Linked DNA regions of Homo sapiens: region 1 is linked to region 2. Evidence: chromatin contacts called from ENCODE Hi-C or POLR2A ChIA-PET data. All regions are on one chromosome and are shown on one strand. Each heading gives the region's core, a stretch centred on a gene start or an enhancer-like site at or near the end of the contact. The rest is flanking DNA. Distances are from core to core; before and after follow the strand shown.

Region 1 (6,696 bases), core at 3,833-6,332, 230 kb after region 2:
TTTGAGAGTGAGATATCTGTTTCTCTTCTCTATGTTTAACTGTGTATGTATAGCCATCCATATCAGTATCTGTATTTGTCCTTATTTATCTACTTTTATCTCTGTTTATCTTTAACTATGTCTATCTCCAAAGAAAGAGTATAGCTTTTGGCTTAGAGCATAGATCCTGGATCTGGACTGCGTAGGTTTAAATCCCAGCTCTCCATTTTGAGCATTGTGCTTTTAAGGAATTGTAATTTTAAATAAGCCACAAAGTAGCCTCCAGGTGAGGTGCACACCTGGACCTATCCCTGCAAAATCACTTTCAAAAGCAGGGAAGGGATAGAGGGCCTGTCCTTTGGATGAGTTTGCATTGGACCAAAACGGCTGATTCTCGTCCATCAAGAATGTTCAGCTAGAATATCCTTGTTGAAATTTGGCAGGTATTCCTGGAGTTTCTTGTTCATCTTGTGAAAGGTGGTCTGGTGTGGGGGAGGAAGGAGGCCAGGACTGGAGGTTAGGAGCCCTGACTTCTAGCCGAGTTCCCTCTCATACTGGCAGTATACCCTTAAAGGAGTCAGTCTCCATCTCTGTTCAATGAGTATAGCAGCTCCTATCCTATTGGTCTGATAGTTATTAGGGAACAGGCACAGTGGCCCATGCCTGTAATTCCAGCTCTTTAGGAGGTCAAGGTGGGAGGGTCCTTTGAGGCCAGGAGGTCAAGACCAGCCTGGGCAATATAAGGAGACTCTGTCTCTACAAGAAATTAAAGAATCAGCCAGGCATGGTGGCACATGCCTGTAGTCCCAGCTACTCAGGAGGCTAAGGTGGGAGTGTGGGAGGATCCCTGGAGCCTAGGAGGTCAAGTCCAGCTTGGGCAACATAGCAAGACCCTGTCTCCAAAAGAAAAAACAAAACAGCAGCAGCAGCCTTCGTTGAGTCAGATTATCAGTAAAAACAATGAAGATTATTCTCTAATGAGGGAAGCAATATCAGCTGGGCGCTTATAATCCTGACACTTTGGGAGGCTGAGACAGGCAGATCACTTGAGCCCAGGAGTTCAAGCGTAGCCTGGCCAACATGGCAAAACCTCATCTCTACTATATATATATATATATATATATATATATATATATATATATATATATATATATATATATATATAGTATATAATGTGTGTGTGTGTGTGTGTGTGTGTGTGTGTGTGTATATAATGTATAATTACAAAAATTAGCCAGGCATGGTGGCACATGCAGAAAGGAGTAGGATAAATGTTCGTCTTAACACATGTGGTCTTAGGATAGATGGCTCTTGGGGGAGACCCTGGCACAGAGTTTGGTTTGGTTTCTGACTATTAAAATGAGCCAAAAGATGAGTCCATGCCTTAGGCAGGAGAGATGGCCACCTGCCCTAGGCTGGTGCTGTGTAAGGTATTTTCACACACACATCTCATTTCACTGTTCCTGTCATCTTGCAGGGAAGTAGTTTTCTTGTTTTACAGATGAAGGAAACTCAGAAAGGCAGTGTGTATTTCTCATAGTTAAACAGCAGTAGAGGGCGGAGTTGACCACAGGTGTATGTAGTTCCAAAGCTGGGGTTCTCTACATACAGCCCCTTGCTTTACTGTGCAGGGAATGAATGGCAAGCCTGCCCCTCAATCCCAGCAACCACTAACTGATGCCTGTGTCTTGCAGAACTGCTGGAACTGTGGCCGCAAAGCCAGCGAGACATGCAGTGGCTGCAATATCGCGCGATACTGTGGCTCTTTCTGCCAGCACAAGGACTGGGAGCGGCACCACCGCCTCTGTGGTCAGAACCTGCATGGCCAGAGCCCCCACGGCCAGGGCCGGCCGCTGCTTCCTGTAGGCAGGGGCTCCTCTGCCAGGTCCGCCGACTGCAGCGTGCCCAGCCCAGCCCTCGACAAGACCTCGGCAACCACATCGCGTTCCTCAACACCTGCTTCTGTGACAGCTATCGACACCAACGGACTCTGAGCCCCGGACTCTGCTTACCCTGATGGCTGCTCAGCACCACAGAGTGCTTGGGCTGAGGGACTGACTGTTGGAACCCGTGCATGTAGCTGCCGGGTCATCAGCAAGAAATGAATTGGAGGCAGGAAGAGTCCAAGCCTGAATAATAACACCCCACAGCCTCTCTGTGCACTTGCTGTCTGCGGAGCCAGTGTGCCATTCTCTGCACATGGGCAGCCAGCCTGAGCTGCCTCCTCCATGGCTTTCCTGGTTTGTTCCTCTCTCCACTGAAGCTGACTTAGCCGGCCCCTTTTCAGTGTAGACCACCAGCTCCCCTCCCCATCTCCTTGAGTCAGCAGACTGTCCAATGTGCTCAGCCAGGCTGGAGGCGGCAGGCGGCAGGCAGCAGGCTGTGGAGGAGGCCCCTCGGTCAGGGAGCGGCCTGCCTCACCCCTGAATAGCTCCTTCGGCCCCATCTCCATCCTCAGCAGATGACACTGATTGGCCTCACGGGGACTTGGGTAAGCAACAGGCGGCATTCAGGACTCTTCTCAACCCTGCTGTTCAGACTTGATAAGATCTCAGAGTCCACAGGAAAGAAGTCACTGTTGCAATAAAAGCACCCGTAGTAGCAAAAACATAAAACAAATAAAACTTCCCCCACATCACAGATGATTTTGGACAAGATTTTCCAACCTTGCTGGCTACTTTAGTTTGGGACCTGTTTTTTTTCTCATTTGATTTTGCTTGTGCAGAAAATAGTTTCCAGCACATGGATTGATCTGAGAGAGAATGAGGCTCAGTTGTGGATAGTCTGTTTTCTCTGAGCATGTTGGCCAACTAGTATCGTCAAATTATTGAGTGGATCATCTCTTGGAAATGCAGAACTTCTGCCACCACTTGGCTATTTGCACAGTCATCTTGTTCTGTGTCCTTTTATCTCTCAGACCACACACATCTGGAACGCTGTGGGCATCTTCTGCCCATGGGCTCCATTTGGCACCTGCTGAGCCACAGTTGTCCTGCTGGATGTGCTGTGCAGGTTGGTAGGACTTGCCCCCACTGTCAAGGCCTGGTCTCATCTGAAAAGCCCTCCTGGACCTCAAAGAATTCTTCAGACCTCATAGTTACAGGTCATTATATCTACTATGTTGATTTATCATCAGGCACACAACTTCTGTTTCCTTCTCTTGTGTTATCTGATAGCGTCCCTCCTTGAGCTCATCAGAAAGGTTTTATGAAATGTGAACCATTTTGGGAAAAGCTGATCAATTTTTCTTCCTAGCTTCCCATTTTCAAATGGGACATCACTCATATCCCTTTCAGAATGTTAGGAACTGCCTCCCACATTCTTCCCTGTCTTTTTGGGTTTTGTTTTTTGTTGTTGTGGTGGTTTTTTAACACAAAGTCTCACTCTGTTGCCCAGGCTGGAGTGCAGTGGCATGATCTTGGCTCACTGCAACCTCTGCCTTCCAGGTTCAAGCAATTCTCCTGCCTCAGCCTCCCGAGTAGCTGAGATTACAGGCGCCCACCACCACGCCCAGCTAATTTTTGTATTTTTAGTAGAGACAGGGTTTCACCATGTTGGCCAGGCTGATCTCGAACTCCTGACCTCAGGTGACCTGCCTTGGCCTCCCAAAGTGCAGGGATTACAAGCGTGAGCCACCATGCCCGGCCTGTCTTTTTGGTTTTGATGGGAGTCTGAGGACCCCGACCCCTCCTGCTCTCCATCTTTGAGCCTCTGGCATCCTCTCACACCCAGAAATCAGTTGGAGTAAGTTTAATTGGCCCTGCTCCAGCTGGCCTTTGAAGCACAAGTTTAAATCTCCACCTTCTGTGCACTGACCAGAGTCTAAAATAAAAGTTGTCAGTACCATAAAGGAAAAGGGATCCACACAGGTAGCCTTCTCCTTGGATACAGGTACATCTTACTGTAAGAATTTCAAGTCCTGGCTGGGCGCAGTGGCTCACTCCTGTAATCCCAGCACTTTGAGAGACCGAGGCAGGCAGATCACTTGAGGTCAGGAATTCAAGACCAACCTGGCCAACATGGTGAAACCCTGTCTCTAATAAAAAAAAAATAGAAAAATCAGCCGGGTGTGGTGGCACACACCTGTAATCCTAGCTACTCAGGAGGCTGAGGCAAGAGAATCTCTTGAACCTGTGAGCCAGAGGTTGCAGTGAGCCGAGATTCCACCACTGCACTCCAGCCTGGGCAACAGAGCAAAACTCTGTCTCAAAAAAAAAAAAAAAAAGGCAAAATTAAAGAATTTCAAGTCCCTAATTTACTCTAACCAAGCATTTTCAGTCTTACAAAGAAATCTAGTGCACGACACCTTTAAAATGCCTAGATTTCCATTGCCTAAAGTAAGGTGTGACCAGTGAAACAACAGCAGAGAATCATGTTCCTTTGCTGTGGAACACATAAGCCCCACAGTTTTCCAGTCAGCCTAATACATGGGTATCCCCCGACCCCATCTGCCTCCTTAAGCCACAGTCCTTGGTGGGGAACTCTAAGGGGGACGGAGTCAGTACCCCGGACAGGGCCACATTTGCATGAGACATGGCTGTCTCACAGGTCACAGAGCCATTACAACAGCTTACTAGTTTTTCATGGATTTGTTGGATTAACACCTTAAGCAGGTTTTTTATTGTTATTTTGTTTGTTTGTTTGTTTTGAGACGGGAGTTTCTCTCTTGTCTCCCAGGCTGGAGTGCAATCGCGCAATCTCGGCTCACGGTAACCTCTGCCTCCCAGGTTCAAGCGAGTCTCCTGCCTCAGCCTTCTGAGTAGCTGGGATTACAGGCATGCGCCACCACGCCCAACTAATTTTGTATTTTTAGTAGAGACGGGGTTTCTCCTTGTTGGTCAGGCTGGTCTCAAACCCCGGACCTCAGGTGATCCCCCCACCTTGGCCTCCCAAAGTGCCAGGATTACAGGCATGAGCCACTGTGTCCGGTCTTGAGCAGGTTTTTAAAATCTCCAGTGGCCATAAAACTAGCCAGGGTAGCTCATGCTTTTACTGGTTGGAATAAGGAGCCAAAACCAACAAAATAATATTTATTAGGGCTCGATGCCCATTTCTGTGGCTAAGGCTTAGGTTTGGTGTGCAGAGCCTGGCCTGCTCTTGTGGGCTGTGGTTGCTGTGACAGTTTCGTTTTCTGAATCTTTGTAATGCTCTTCCACCCTGCTCGTGCTGCCCAGAGGCTGATCTGCAAACCTGGGCAGTATTCCACACTGAAGCTCAGTTTGCAAACCTTCTGCTGTGTTAATTCTGGTCAGTTTCACACAGAAGTCACGAGGGCCTCTGCCCAGGACCTTCTATTCACATTTCAAGAATCCCTTTCTGAAATTCTCCAACTCTCTGGTCAGGAGGAGGAGCACCATTGGGGCGGGGTAGGCAGCTAGAGGCGCAGGAGCGAATCCAGGTTCCTTGCGTGGTTCCCAGCCTCTGCTGACAGCACCTCAGCTACCAGGTGGGGAGTGGAAATTCAGCCTGCTTAGAGGACTGACCTCTACAGTTCATATTTGCAGTGACATAAAAGGCAAAGAGGAGCTGGCATGGTGGTACAGAAGGTATCAGTCAAGCGCAGGCTCTTCAGAAACCTAGAAACTAAAAAGAGATGCAACATGTGACTGGCCATCAGCCAGACATGTCTAGGGTGAGACCAGTGCTCAGCACCACCCGCCAAGGAACACTGATGAGTTGTGGGACATTATGGTCGGCCAAGTGAGGAATGATTGCAGGGACCAGAGAAGACCAAAGATGCCAGATGTCCCCAGAGTTTCTTGAGGGCTGGGTTTCACGTCTTTGCTTGTCCTTTTTGTCCCCACTTGCCTGCACCGTGCCTGACTCATCCAGTGGGGAAGGTGACTCAAGAAGTTGTTTAAGCCTAGGCCTAGGCAGTCCACTTCGGGAGGTGGGGGCACTCCACACTGGGGGGCCCTGCAGCTCCAGGGCTGGTGCTCTAGCAGATCCGCTCAGGCACGGTTGGGTGACCGTGGGGTCACCGATTGCGTAGATTATTTCTAGGGCAGTGCTGGGTTAGAAATGTCTGTCTGGAAACAGGACACATCTTGCCACCACAAGTCCACACCTGGCCTTGGCTGCTGCCCGCTCTCTGCAGCGTGGATTTCCTTTGCCCATTTGGGCCAGAAGGTCACCAGGAGTTCATCACTGCTTAGTGTCAACTTGACATCTTCAGCTTCCAGACAGAAAACCCATGCTTTACTTTGTACAGCCCTGTCCCAGAGTTAGTAAGCCTCGGCTTGTCACCTGCTTGCAAAGGGTATAGACATCATTCTGGGTAGTTCTAGAGGATATCGCAACAAGTGCGTTTGAAGGTTCAGCACAGCTGGAATTGTACGGTAGTGAGCTCTTCAAAATGAAAACAGAATGACCGGATGGCCATCTGTCCTGGAAACTGTAGAATTGAATAAATCACTGAAAATAGAACACTTCTTGGAGGCTTTCTTCAGAACTGAACTAGAAACAAGGTTTCCAGGCTCCCAGGTCAGTAGACCAAACCAACTTCCTTAGATTTTTTTTTTTAAGCTGTTTGCAGAAAACTGGGTGGTAGCGTGTCTGAACCAAACGGAAGAATAGCCAGCGGAGCATGGACTGTTCCAGCACGGGCCAGATGGCCAGCTGTCGAGAGCAGCCCTGCCCAGATTGCGGTGGGGGCTGTGCCAGCGGCTCCGCAGGGCCCTTCCAACTCTGGAGTGTCTGTAGTTCTTGTGAAACCAA
Region 2 (6,161 bases), core at 2,972-5,471:
GCACTGACAGTGGGCCATATGGAACCCCAGTTATATTGAGGTTACCTATGTAGGTACTCAGGCATGTACATGTTAAAACACACATGCACACACATATGTGCATACACATACAAATAACATATAAACAAACACACATGTACAAATCTATACTCATACATGCAAATGCTCTCATATATACATACAAGCACTTGCATTTACATGTCATCTACACGTGCGCACACTTAGAAACATATACACACGTTTCAGGTAATGTCTGGGATCAGGCTGGGAATCTAAGGTTCTATGAGTCTCTAGAAGGACTAATACTACTTCACCTTCACACTCACAGAAGGCCCTTCCGGGCCGGGCATGGTGGCTCACCCCTGTAATCCCAGCACTTTGGGAGCCCAAGGTGGGTGGATCTTGAGGTCAGGAGTTTGAGATCAGCCTGGCCAATGTGGTGAAACCCTGTCTCTAGTAAAAATACAGCCGGGCGCGGTGGCTCATGCCTGTAATCCTAGCACTTTGGGAGGCCGAGGCAGGCAGAATGCCTGAGCTCAAGAGTTCAAGACCAGCCTGGGCAACATGGTGAACCCCCGTCTCTGCTAAAATACAAAAAAAAAAAAAATTAGTCAGGCATGGCGGCGTGCACCTGTAGTCCCAGCTACTCAGGAGGCTGAGGCAGGAGAATTGCCTGAACCTAGGAGGCGGAGGTTGCAGTGAGCTGAGATTGTACCACTGCACTCCATCCAGCCTGGCAACAGAGAAGACTCTGTCCCAAAAAAAAAAAAAATACAAAAATTAGTCTATTAAAAATACAGGCGATGGCTCATGCCTGTAATCCTAGCACTTCAGGAGGCCAAGGTGGGCGGATCACCTGAGGTCAGGAGTTCCAAACCAGCCTGACCAACATGGTGAAACCCCATCTCTAATAAAAATACAAAATTAGCTGGGCATGTTGGCAGGTGCCTGTAATCCCAGCTACTCAGAAGTCTGAGGCAGGAGAATCGCTTGAACCCGGGAGAAGGGGACCGCAGTGAGCCAAGATTACACCACTGCACTCCAGCCTGGGCAACAGAGCGATACTCCGTCTCAAAAACAAAAACAAAGGCTCTTTTTTAGAGCATCGGCAAGTGACCTGTGAATCACCAGTTTTTGCCTCATGGGGGCAGGCAAGAGGTGTGGCATCGAGTGAGACCAAGAGATTTGGATGCTGGACGTTAACCAGCCCTCCCAGCCAATGTTGGGCATTTGCTTGGCATTGAACCTAGGCTGTCACTAGGACCCACAGCCCAAGCTTGTAATGCATATAGCAGTTAAGCATCACCTCCAACAATGCATATCCCACTTGACCAAATATGCTCCATTTAGCCACCACCATCACTCAGGTATCTTGCACCTTCCAAAGCAGAAAGGACTACCAGGATTGAGGCAAGTGCCACCCTTTCTGGTTGTGTGATCTCAAGTAGGTTACTTCCCCTCTCTGTCCTCATCTATAAAATGGAGGTGAGCCGGGAACGATGGCTCATGCCTGTAATCCCAGCACTTTGGGAGGCCGAGGCAGGCAGATCACCTGAGGTCAGCAGTGCGAAACCAGCGTGGCCAACATGGTGGAACCCCATCTCTACAAAAAATACAAAAGTTAGGCAGGGCACAGTTGCTTACACCTATAATCCCAGCACTTTGGGAGGCTGAGGCGGGGGAATCACCTGAGGTCAGGAGTTCGTGACCAGCCTGACCAACATGGAGAATCCCGTCTCTACTAAAAATACAAATAATTAGCCAGGCATGGTGGCAGGCGCCCGTAATCCCAGCTACTTGGGAGGCTGAGGGAGGAGAATTGCTTGAACCTGGAAGGCAGAGGTTTCAGTGAGCCAAGATCATGCCATTGCACTCCAACCTGGGCAACAGAGTGAGACTCTGTCAAAAAAAAAAAAAAAAAAAAAAAAGTTAGCCAGGTGTGGTGGTGGGCGCCTGTAGTCCCAGCTACTTAGGAGGCTAAGGCAGGAGAATCACTTGAACCCAGGAGGCAGAAATTGCAGTGAGCCAAGATCTTTGCACCACTGCACTCCAGCCTGGGCGACAGAGCAAAACTCTGGCTCAAAAATAATAATAAAATAAAATAAAATGGAGGTGAAATAATAGGACTTTGCCCATTGGGCCTCTGTGAGAGCTAAATAATATTGCACAGGGAAAGCACTCAACACAGTGCTGGGTACACAGTAAACACTCAGTAAATGTTAGGTGGTTTCAGTATTATCAATGAACTGTTAAAGGCTGCTCAGATGTGAAGGATGTAACCTTCCATGGCCCTGATAAAAAGGTTACCAGACATCTCAGAGCTCCAGCAGAGTGGGAAGAGACGAGAGGATCAGTGAGTCCAACAACCTCATCTCACAATGGAGAATCTAAAGGTCAGTGAGGAAAAGGGCCTAGTTCAAAGAGGACCAGGACTGGAACGCAGGGTTCTTCCTCAGACCAAGTTCATCCCCAGATGTGAGCTGCCCAGAGGAAGAAGTGAGAAGCAAAGCACACCATCATCTCCATGGCTTCACTCAGGCTTCCAGTCAATCTATTTTTTAAGCACCTACTATGTCCTGGCATTGTGCTGGTCATTCGTACAACACAGAGGTGTCTTTCCATTGGTCCCACCACCTGACGCCAGGGCATCTGTCCATCTGAGTTGCTCCCAACCCCAGCCTTACCTGGGCTCCGGGTCATTGGGGGTGCACCTCTTCGAGACATATGCCATCTTCAAGGACATGTGTTTGGCCTCGCTGAAGTTCCGGGGTGTGGGGCCAGGGGAGGAAGGCTGCCGCTGAAGGGGTGAGGCAGGAGGTGAGTCCCAGCCGACCGAGGTCCCACCAGTAGAGTTCTTGAAATACGGTGAGACGTCCTTCATATACTTGACTGATTGGGAGAGACATCAGCAGTCACCACTGTGACATGGGCTCCCAGCACATATCACAATTGTCACTAATTTATTAAGAGTTTAATTTACGTGTCACTATTAGACCCTTAGTAAGCAAGAGTCCAGTAGTGATATTAACAAATTCTTCTAAGTTAAAGTCTCTGACAGGGCAGTGGAGCAGAAAATACTGTATCCCTTCTCTCTATCCCTATATAGAGATAGGGCCCGCCTATATCCCTTCTCTCATTTTCCCCATGGTTAATAGACATACAGCCACCTGGAAGAAAGACTCTATTTCCCAGCCTCCTTTGCAGTGAGGTGTGGCCATGTGACTTTTTTTTTTTTTTTTTTGAGACAGTTTCTCTCTGTCACCCAGACTAGAGTGCCATGGTGTGATCACAGCTCGCTACAGCCTCAATCTCCCAGATCAATCAATCCTCCCACCTCAGCTCCCCAAGTAGCTGGGTCTACAGGTACGCACTACCACACCCAGCTATTAATTTTTTGTAGAGATGGGGTCACGCCATGTTGCTGGTCTTGAACTCCTAGACAGTGTATACAAGAAGGTGGTTACAAGACTTTCCCAGGCTGGGCATGTTGGCTCATGCCTGTAATCCTAGCACTTTGGGAGGCCAAGGCGGGCAGATCATTTGAGGTCAAAAGTTTGAAACCAGCCTGACCAACATGGTGAAACCCCGTCTCTACTGAAAATACAAAAGCTAGCCGGGCGTGGTGGCTCGCACCTGTAATCCCAGCTACTGGGGAGGCTGAGGCAGGAGAATCACTTGAACCCGGGAGGAGGAGGTTGCAGTGAGCCAAGATTGTGCCACTGTACTCCAGCCTGGGTGACATAACAAGACTCTGTCTCAAAAAAAAAAAAAAAAAAAAAAAAAAAAAAGACTCCCAGGCTGGGCATGGTGGCTCATGCCTGTAATTCCAGCACTTTGGGAGGCCAAGGCAGTGTGGATCACTTGATGTCAGGAGTTCAAGACCACCCTGGCCAACAAGGTGAAACCCTGTCTCTACTAATAATACAAAGGTTAGCTGGGCAGGGTGGTGCATGCCTGTAATCCCAGCTACTCGAGAGGCTGAGGCATGAGAATCACTTGAACATGGGAAGCAAAGGTTGCAATGAGCCAAGATTGCGCACTCCAGCCTGGACGATGAAGTGCGACTGCCTCAAAAAAAAAAAAATGATGACTTTCCCAAGACCTTGTCTCTCTTCTCCCAACAAGGATATACCCTCTGTGGGTGCCTGATGCCTGCTAGCCCGTGGGCAGCCTCTCTTCCTCTGCTCTCAACCACACCTGCTCCCAGGGCCATCTGGCTTGCTAGCTATCTGACGTCTGCAGTCAAAGCCCAGCCAACGTGCCCTGTGAGTGGACAGCCCAGGAAGGAGTTAGGAAGTAATTCTTGGCCCACCTCCCTGGAAGAACCAGATAAGAAGCTATTTCTGTCGCAGGAGATGCCTCTGAGGCTCAGATAGGATTCAAAGCAAATGGAGGCAAATAAGAGGGAGTTACAAACCCTATTGGGGTTGGGATAGAAGCAATGTTGAAAGAAACCAGGGTCAGGTTTTTTTGGGAGAAGCAAGCCTGGGTCTGACTTTTGGGGACTAGGACTCAAATGACTTATCATCACTGTAGCAACGACTTACCCCAGGACTGACTATTGGATTATGTCTCAAAGGGCAGCAGAAGTGGGACATATCACAGCCTACTTGACAGCCAAAAACCATCTCCCCTCTTTTTCCTTTGCTAAGAGAACCCTGAGCCCTAGAGGCTCAGCTTCTCCCCAGCTTAGAGGGAGAATCTTGATTGGTCAAATCAAATCATGATCATTCCATCCTTTTTGCTTGTGATTGGTTTAGAAAGGGGCAAATGATACAGTTCTGGCCAATGAGATGTGAGGAAAAAAACACTGCCTTCCTTTTCTCCTCCTTTAGCCTTTCAAAGTTGCTGGGAGGGAGCTTGTTCCTAGTGCAACGACAGCCACTTTTTTTTTCTTTCTTTTTTTTGTGACAGAGTCTCACTCTGTCGCCCAGGCTGGAGTGCAATGGTGCAGTATTGGCTCACTGCAACCTCTGCCTCCCGGGTTCAAGCGAATCTCCTGCCTCAGCCTCCCAAGTAGCTGGGATTACAGGTGCGTACCACCACACCCAGCTAATTTTTGTATTTTTAGTAGAGATGGGGTTTCGCCATGTTGGCCAGGCTGATCTTGAATTCCTGACCTCAGGTGCTCCGCCGGCCTCAGCCTCCAAAAGTGCTGGGATTACAGGCATGAACCACTGTGCCCAGCCTACTTTTTGACCACAAAGTTTGGGATCCACACATTGAGGATGGTGAAGCAGAAAGATGGAGAGACCTGAGTTTTCGATGATACCATGAGCCCCTAAATTAATCTTCCCTGGAGCCATGCTGTCTCAAGATGTTCGGGAGGATAACACATTTTCTTTGATGTTTAAACCTCATTGAATTGGATTCCTGTTACTTGCAGTCAAAAGCATCCTGACAAATACAGCCCCCAATGGTGCAACTGCTACATCTCCTTGCTACAAGTGGCCACGTCCTGCTCAAAGCCCTGCTCTGCCTCCCCTGCACCCTTTGCCTAACTTCAATGCCCTCTAGGACATGGGCCCTGCCCACAGGTCCTGTCTTCCTCCCTGGCTTCACTTCTTGCCATATCCCTAATCTCACCCTCTGGTCCAATCACACTAACTACTCAGAGGCTGTATGAGCTTCCAAACTTCCACACTATTGAAAATGCAGTTCCCGGCCTTGTGCGGTGGCTCATGTCTGTAATCCCAGCACTTTGGTAGGCCACAGTGGGTGGATCGCTTGAGCTCAGGAGTTTGAGACGAGCCTGGCCAACATGGTGAAACCCTGTCTTTACTAAAAATACAGAAAAAAATTAGCTGGGCGTGGTCGTGGGCACCTGTAATCCCAGCTACTTGGGAGGCTGAGGCAGGAGAATTGCTTGAACCCGGGAGGCGGAGGTTCCAGTGAGCCAAGATTGCGCCACTGCACTCCAGCCTGAGGGACAGAGCAAGACCCCGTCTCAAAAAAAAAAAAGAAAAAGAAAGTAAAATTTAAAAAAAAATTAGCCAGGTGTGGTGACACATGCCTGTGATTCCAGCTAATCAAGAGGCTGAGGCAGGAGGATCGCTTGAACCCAGCAAGCAGAGGCTGCAGCAAGCCATGATTACGCCATTGCACTCCAGTCTGGTAACAGAGTGATACCCTGTCTCAAAAAAAAAAAAAAGAGAAAGAAA

The links. Hi-C counts contacts between places; a loop is a spot of excess contacts on that map. ChIA-PET counts read pairs that join two places held with the same protein, here RNA polymerase II (POLR2A). Pooled maps may share reads with other maps.
Region 1: a map of tibial artery shows a loop between it and region 2 (2.7-fold over the local background). The contact joins two enhancer-like sites. A Hi-C loop is called at or near these places in 12 of 168 maps with a recorded cell type or tissue (A673, Caco-2, K562 and 8 more), 12 of 37 single-sample maps with no recorded cell type and 23 of 50 pooled maps. POLR2A ChIA-PET finds 5 or more read pairs at or near these places in 7 of 52 experiments (CD8-positive, alpha-beta T cell, H1, K562 and 3 more).

The regions. Positions count from the first base shown.
Region 1 is chr20:33,642,674-33,649,369 of GRCh38, forward strand. CBFA2T2 (CBFA2/RUNX1 partner transcriptional co-repressor 2) reads left to right here. Exons shown (of 11, transcript NM_001032999.3): 11 at 1,674-6,696. The coding sequence ends at 1,973. Among named protein-coding and RNA genes, the nearest start is that of C20orf144, 16 kb to the right of the region's middle. Within about 2 kb of position 5,083, at least 8 of the 41 ENCODE cell types and tissues checked have a DNase peak (open chromatin) inside an H3K27ac peak, as active enhancers do.
Region 2 is chr20:33,415,035-33,421,195 of GRCh38, forward strand. SNTA1 (syntrophin alpha 1) reads right to left here. Exons shown (of 8, transcript NM_003098.3): 3 at 2,685-2,889. Among named protein-coding and RNA genes, the nearest start is that of CDK5RAP1, 17 kb to the left of the region's middle. RefSeq lists an enhancer at 4,031-4,531. Within about 2 kb of position 4,222, at least 8 of the 41 ENCODE cell types and tissues checked have a DNase peak (open chromatin) inside an H3K27ac peak, as active enhancers do.